2 separate regions of the Homo sapiens genome follow, and region 1 is linked to region 2. The links are chromatin contacts, found by Hi-C in ENCODE. All regions are on one chromosome and are shown on one strand. The core of a region is the stretch at or near the end of the contact, and the rest is flanking DNA. Distances in the headings are between cores, read along the strand shown.

Region 1 (3,659 bases), core at 891-3,390, 110 kb after region 2:
AATTTAGAACAGTGCTTTGCACACAGTGGACGATAAACATTGGTTTAGTGACGGTATCTAAGTGATCTGCGTGCTGGGAAAGGCAGCCGTTTGTCCCGTGCCTTTCCTCGTGCCATCCCTCTCACCAGGAATGCCCTCCCTGGCTCCTGCTCTCCCCATTCCATGCCTGCTGCTTCTCTCCAAACTCTGAACCAGTCTATGGAGTCTTACTGGCTACCCACCACCTGCCACCATCAGTCCCTGGCCCTGCTCCCTGTGGACACCTACTCTTACTTTATCAGATCCTGCTTGCTTGGCTTTCTTCTTTGGGTGATTTAAGGCGAGCAGGTCCAATTCAGGGAACAGCTTGAATGCTGAACTGTGACTGGCTGACTGTGTTGTTCTGTGATGAGTGCTGCAGACACAGATAGACAAGCACAGCCCCTACCCTTGTGGGTCCACTCAAGGTACTGCCTCAGTGGGATACGGGACCCAGCTTCTACTGGGTCCCAATTTTTAAATTGTCTAAAGTTTCACAAGCTGTTGCCAAACACAGCCGTTTGTCAAATCATAGTTGAACTGCAATGATAAACTCACTATAGACACAAGAGTTTGGCAAAAATTCACAAAAGCGTTCTGTGAGAATCCATTGGTCATACGGAACTTACAATAGAGTGTTGCTTATTTTATTATTAATAAATTGTACATGCCCTTGTATCAGCAACATTTATTTTATATGTACAATCATAGGCTAGAGCCAGGGTCACCGCCATTTGCTGCACCAGCACGCCTGCCTCCTTAGTGCTCTGTGGCCCCCAAGATGCCCTGTTAACTTTCCTGGTTCTCATGGGTCATGCAGATGTTCTCAACCCCTTTCCAACTCTTTCCCAGGAGGGCAAAAGGAGAACAAGTGGAACGGGCAGGTAAAATCCATATGAGCCTCACCTCGCAGGGCATTCTGAGACAACATCTGCTGCAGCTGGGCTGCTAGCTGGCCGGACACTCTTCAGTCACGCTCTGACAGATGGATCCAAATAAATCAGTTCACAGCAGGAAAGGGCTTGGAGAGTTCCAAGTTTGTTGAAACCAGATCTGGTCTGGAGGGACAGAGAGAAGCCATTTCAGAGAGAGCCAGGAGGGACAGGCCTCAGGCCAGATAGGTGCTCCTGCTCAGAAAGGAGCCCAAGAGGCAGTTTCCCGGTGGGACCTTCTACACTTTCCCCAGGAGCCCCTCTTAGCCTCCCCTTGACTGGACTTTTGAGACATTGATGGGCTACATGTGTGTAAGAGCGTGCAGCTGTCTAATTCTTGTGCACATTCCTAGACCTGTAGTGCCCAGGGTCAACATGGCAGTTAAGGGAGGTTTGGAGGGCAGCATGAGCCACTGGGTCAAGTGTGCATGAAATTGACAGGCCTGGGTGCAACTCACCTGCTACTGGCTGGAGAAGCTTGAGGCCCACTGTTGTCCTATCACCAGAGATGAGCTTGGAGAAGACCTTCTGTGTTTAAAGATGTTTCTGTGGATGTCGTGTGTTCCAAGCAGACATTCAGTTGTGCTCTAGCTTATTTCATAGTGCAAAGGATCATAGTTTTCCATCTCTGGAGTTTTCTTTCTGGGTCTGCCACAGTCCCCTGTTTCTGGATCAGAAAACGTGAGAGTAGGGTTGTCTATAACGCGCTTTGGTAACATGTCCCACTACCTCCAATCTGTGTTCTCATGCTGCAGTGGCAGTGTACAAAATCCTTTTGTCTAGTTCAAGTATCTCTAGCTGTGACTACAACACATTCCCTCTTATAACTAAAGAGCCTCTGAACCCAGGGGAGCTTCCTGCTGCTCATGCAAATTTTCTTTTTCAGATTCATGGGAAATACCTAACGCTTCTTTCTCCTGAACGTGGGGACTGCTGTGGATGTTGGCAAGGGAGAGACAGCAGGGGAGGGGTGGATCTGGCCTTGCAGGCAGGTCATTTAGGCTCATGAGGCATCTAAAATGGGGCAGTTGAGCCTTGGATTCAGAGTCTGGAGTCTCAAGAGATGGCAGAGCAGCCCTGGAGAACCAGGTTGGGAGTACTAATTCCAGGCCAGTGCCAGCTTGCTGTCTGTGCTCTTATTGATGTATGGAATCCAGGCCACTGCTCCCTCGCCAGGAGCCATGTGAAATAAACCTGTCTTATTACTCATGCCTAAGCCAGTTTGCTGGGTGCTGATCATTGCCAGAGAGAGGCCAGAAGCCAGCAGGCGAATGGTGTCCCTGACGGAGACTTACTTCCCCGGCTGTCATTGGAGTTGGCTCAGAGGACAGGGTCTCATATCACTGTGCCCTCCCACGATCCCCTTGGCAGTTTCTCCTTTGAGAATTGACCAGGCCAAGCTCAGCCACGCTGACATCACAGAGCCTGGTGGTGCCTGGGGTACTCATGATGGCAATGTCCAAAAATAAACGCTATTGACCGATAATGGTTTGAAATGCAATTTGTCAGGGTGGAAGTGGGCAGGTCTGATGACAGCAGGTGTTGCTAATGGCAGTGAGGGGCAAGATAGATGGGCAAAGGCCATCTGAGGACTTTCCTTCCCTTGCCCAGCACCCTCTACCTGGCGGCTCAGTCTTTTTCTCATTTCTTCCCATAAGGAACAATAATACCATTGCCAGATGGGCATGTCTTCCTATATGGTTTTCAAATTATGTTTCCTTGGAGAGCTGTGCTGAGGATCACCTGAGAGCTTGGGAGAGGGGACTAAGTGGGACTGTAATTGTCATTTTATGCGCTAGGAAGGTGAGACACAGAAGTTCAGTGAGGTGCCCAATTTGTAAGAGGCAGAGCTCGTTCTAGAACAGGATGTTCTGATTCTGGACTCAGAGTTTTTCTCCTCTGTGGCAGGTTTCCTCCTGCCACTCCTCCATGTTATGCCCCATGCTTCACGAAGTGCCCATGGCTTAGGTTAATGCCTGGTAGACCTGATAAACCAATCCATTGTTTTATTAGGAATAGGTAATGTGGATGGTCAAAAAGGAGAGACTTTTGAGTGGATTGCATGGTGACTTTTAATATAGAGTTAGCAGATTTAGCAAATGAAAATATGGATGCCCAGTTCAATTTGAATTTCAGGTAATCAGTGAATACTTTTTTAGTATAAGTATGTCCCAAATATTGCGTAAGACATGCTTTAGATTAAAAATATGAAATTCAAATTGAACTGGATGTTCTGTATTTTATCTGGCAATCCTATTTTAATGACCCCCCAAACTATGCCATGAGAACGTCATTTTCATCACTGCTAAGACCACTCTATATTAGAATATTAGAATTTGCTAGCCAAGGAAGATGACTGAGAAATTAAGGTTGGGAGCTGACTTTCAGGGTGACTTTGAAGTTAATGCTGTATAACTAGGGGTTAGGTGGGGACAGGTTGAACTAATAACCCTAGGACCCTTCCAGTTTATGTGATGACGGCATGTCCAGCCATTAGCTTTTTATCATCCCATAGCTCTTGGATGCTGTATTCTGTTTTTGTTTCACTTTGTTGTGTTTTCTACCCTTTTTTGCCTTTGCGCTTCAGTTTGTTTAATTTCTATTGACCCATCTTCAAGTTCACCAATTTTTTCCTCAGCTGTGTTGAGTCTGTGAAGAGTCAGCCACTGGTTTTAGCAGCAAGAACCAGCTCCATACATGGAATAAAGT
Region 2 (3,756 bases), core at 82-2,581:
CTTTGATCTGGAGCATGTCAGGTGGTGAGGGCAGGGGGCAGGGGTGGGGTGAGCAGAGGCTATTCTGGGCAAGGAGAACCTCATTGGTGAGACACACAAAGAGATTTGAGACTGAACTGTGTTCAGTACGAAGCCCCAAACTCAGCTGGAGCTGACCCTAGATTGCCTTCGATTCAAATCCTACCTGAATATACAGGGCCCAGGAGAAACTCTGCCTCCTTTCTCTCCAGCCATTCTGGCTGTCAGCAGCATTTATCATGCAAAAAAAAGCAACAACTATTTGTTGAGGCCAGCTGTTTGCCAGCACTGTTCTCCATCTGGCGTGGATTGAGATACTTTCTCTCCATACTTTCTGGGTTCATTGAAGTTGGGTGAGATGGAGATGGGACAGGACCCTCCAAGCCTCCTGATTGAGCCTTTAAGCCTCCCTCTCCCCTTGTCCCAGGCTGGGAAGGTTTTCCTCATTTTTTAGCATCCAGTGAGTGACTGGTAGCCATGGCCAGATATGGCCTGGAGCTGGTTTTCCAGGGCCCACTTTAGATTAGGTGCTTGGCAATGATGGGGCAGAGCATGAAGGTGAGAAGGAGTTGGGTCTCTGTGCCTGGTAGCATCAGAATCTCTTCTATCTCAAGGTCCTGAGAGGTATGTGGATACTTGTGGATGCATTGGTGGCCAAGTTCATTGGTGGCCAAAAAGAAAAAAAATAAATAATCAAAGACCATACAGAGAAACTAGAACATTAAAACAACTTCTCCAGAAAGACGGGCAAGATGAAGGTGAGACTAAACAGAGACCTTGATACCTTGAGATCCAGCCTCAGGTTCTCGTGGTCACACGCTGTTGCTTCTTGGACTCTGAGATCTCTGGATGCCACTCTTGGAATTCTTGGAGAGGATCTGGGACTCTCCCCACATTGGGGAGGAGGCAGACTCACAGGATTTTAGTCTATGTGACATGTAACTAGATTGGCAACAAAGGAAACCACATCATAGCCACACAGAGGAGGGAATGCAGCCACGGAGCTGGAATTGCCTGCCTCGGGGGTGATGGTTGGAGTCCCTCAATATTTGACAAGAGTCTATCTTTATTTTCCGAAAAGAAGCAGAGTAGAAATGAAAAAGAATCATTCAAAGGATGACGAGTTGAGTGTTTGGAGGGGCAGTTACAGTTTCCACCCCTTAAACACTGGGAAAACAACAAGAGTCGCAGCAACCCTAGAGATTCCGGAGAGTTCTGGACTGCACTGGAAGTGCATGGAAGCTGAGTGGGAGGGGGAGGAAAGTGATGCCTAAAAATACTCCATGAGGGAGGGCTTATGAGGTCATCTCCCCAGGATACTCTGTCTACCCTGGCCAGACTCTGACCGCAGCCCCAGGGCCAGCTCTGAGTACAGTCATCTGAATAGGGCAGGAGCTTAGGAACGGGTGTTGATGGATGGGCAGCTTGAGAGGGACAAGGGGAACCTGGAGAGGATTCAGAGAAGGGACCCAGAGGTGATGAAATGGCTGGAAACTAGAGCTCGGTGGCCAGGTCAAGGGACTGGGACTGGCTCTACCTGGAGAAGAGAGGGAGGTTTGAGTGAGGGGTTAGGGAAGAGCCCTGCCCCCCGGTGCTCAGGCCCTGGCTCTTCTCTGGCCTTGCTGAGGATGGAATTAGGGTCACAGTGCAGCTTTGCTCTTGAGGATGGACTGAGTTCCTGGAGCTTTAGAAACCCTATAGCAAGGGGGAGCTACGTTTTCAGATTATCAGCACGATCACCCCCTTCTGTAATTGAGAGTGACTAACACTTACAGCCATTGCAGCTCACAGATCCCTAAAGCCCTTGTGGCCTGGAAGAATGACTCATGAATGGTGTTTCAGACAGCTGGCCTGGCTGGGGGTGGACACAGGTTTGAACAGTTGGGACACATGCCTGGTACGCATCAATCACTCTCAGTCTGTTGCCCAGGCTACAGGGCAGTGGTGCGATCACAGCTCACTGCAGCCTTGAACTCTTGAGCTCAAGTAATCCTCCCAACTCAGGCTCTGAGTAGCTGGGATTCCAGGTGTGAGCGATTGCGCCCAGTCTGAAGCCCCTCATTTTTACACTGGACCCATGAAAGGAGGACTGGAATGAGGTTGGAGTGGGTGGGTATAGACTTTCTCAGGAGGAAGAAACTAACTCATACTTCTGCGGCACCTTCCGTGTGCCAAGAACTTTACGTGGGTAGCCTCATTTAATTTTTACAATAATCCTGTCGGGGAAGGAAGAGACAAACTGTTCTTTCCATTTTACAGATTAGGAGATCAAGCAAAAAGAGATTAAGCTTGTACCCAAACTCACCTAGTTACAATTGGAGTGGTACAGTTGAGACCTGACCAGGCAGGTCTAATTCCAGAGCCCACTTGCAGTTGATGAGGGAAATCTAGAGACATAGTCAGATTTTTCATCTGGCCCCAGAACTCTTCAGACAAAGGTGCCCAGGAGCACATCCTTAGGTCAAGCTCACCTTCTGACTCTCAGAGTCCACATCTAAATTTAGAGAAGGCCAGTTCAGAGATTCTCCAGTACCCCTCCCATGTCTTAGCTTTGGAGGGTCCAACTTGGAGCATCCCTGAGGTTTCCCTAGGTGGAGAGAAAAGCTATGTGGGGGAGGAGAGATGCAGTTTACGTGTCTCAAAGTGGTGAAAGAGATACAATCCCCAAGCTTGGATTTGCAATTGGTGTCTGGTTGCCTTGGCCTGGAATCTGAACCTGAACTGTTTTCCATGGGCAAATTAGCTAAACAATCCAGCCCACAAAGGGAGCAGCTCTGATATGTCGGTGAACAAGCTCAGAGAGGTGGGGGGCCGTGGGGGTGCACAGAGTTGACAGCGGAGGGAGGAAGGCTACTGGCGAGAAGCCGACCTTCTCTTATCTTGCTGCCTGCGGAGTCAGCCTTTGCTTGAGAACCTGGCGAGGAGGCTGGTCTGATTTCCCTGTGGTCTGAACGGTGGGAATTTTGTTTTGGTGGCAGATTATATTTTCCCAAGGTGGTTTGAGTTACACCTACCCCGTTTCATTTAATTAGGCTGGTGCTGCTGTCTATTGTGTCTCCTGGGCCTTCTTGCATGAATAAATAGTAACGTGTTTGTTTTCTTTTGGGTGGGGCACTTTTTAAAAAATGGTGGGGTTGGCAAAAGTGGGGAGGTCCTCAGGAGGGATGATGAAGTCATCAGGAAACAGGTTAGAGGCAAATGTTCACCCCGTGGAGCTCAATAACTCCTTTCCCCCACCTCTGGGGCCCACTTTTATACAATGTATTCAGAGCCTCCTCTGTTTTCACTTCTGTTCCCAGCCAGGCTTGCTTTCTCTTTGCGGTGTGCCTGGAAATCAGGTGTTTCCTCCTCCAGGCCTACTGGCCTCCCCTCATCCCTTCTCATTTTACTGTAGTTTTCCATCCAGCTCCCTCCTTCTCTCTCTCTCTCCATCTCTCTCTAGCTTCTGGCTACTCCAAGATTATTAACAGGCAACCATGAAATATTATGCAGCCATAGAAAGAATATAGGAACTCTATACACGTCCACATGTAATGCTTTCCAAGAGATATTGTAAAGAGAAAGTGCTGTAAATAGTATGCCCTCTGTGTGTAACAAAGAGATGCTTACCTGTGCACATAATATTTCTGGAAATACACAAAAGAACTGGATGGAGTCTGGAATAGAGTCTGGATTTGGAGACAGACCTACTTTTATATTGCATTCTTGAGTTCTATTGACATTTTTTATTATGTGCAT

What was found. A loop is a pair of places that touch in the nucleus more often than their neighbours do. Pooled maps may share reads with other maps.
Region 1: a map of gastrocnemius medialis shows a loop between it and region 2 (5-fold over the local background). The contact joins two enhancer-like sites. A Hi-C loop is called at or near these places in 4 of 168 maps with a recorded cell type or tissue (Caco-2, K562, cardiac septum and 1 more) and 5 of 50 pooled maps.

Annotation. Positions count from the first base shown.
Region 1 is chr2:216,887,216-216,890,874 of GRCh38, forward strand. No RefSeq gene overlaps it. Among named protein-coding and RNA genes, the nearest start is that of TESHL, 18 kb to the left of the region's middle. RefSeq lists an enhancer at 1,523-2,050. Within about 2 kb of position 2,141, at least 3 of the 41 ENCODE cell types and tissues checked have a DNase peak (open chromatin) inside an H3K27ac peak, as active enhancers do; they include gastrocnemius medialis, where a contact is called at or near this core.
Region 2 is chr2:216,773,445-216,777,200 of GRCh38, forward strand. All of the region lies in intron 3 of IGFBP-AS1 (IGFBP5 antisense RNA 1), which reads left to right. Among named protein-coding and RNA genes, the nearest start is that of IGFBP5, 80 kb to the left of the region's middle. Within about 2 kb of position 1,332, at least 12 of the 41 ENCODE cell types and tissues checked have a DNase peak (open chromatin) inside an H3K27ac peak, as active enhancers do; they include gastrocnemius medialis, where a contact is called at or near this core.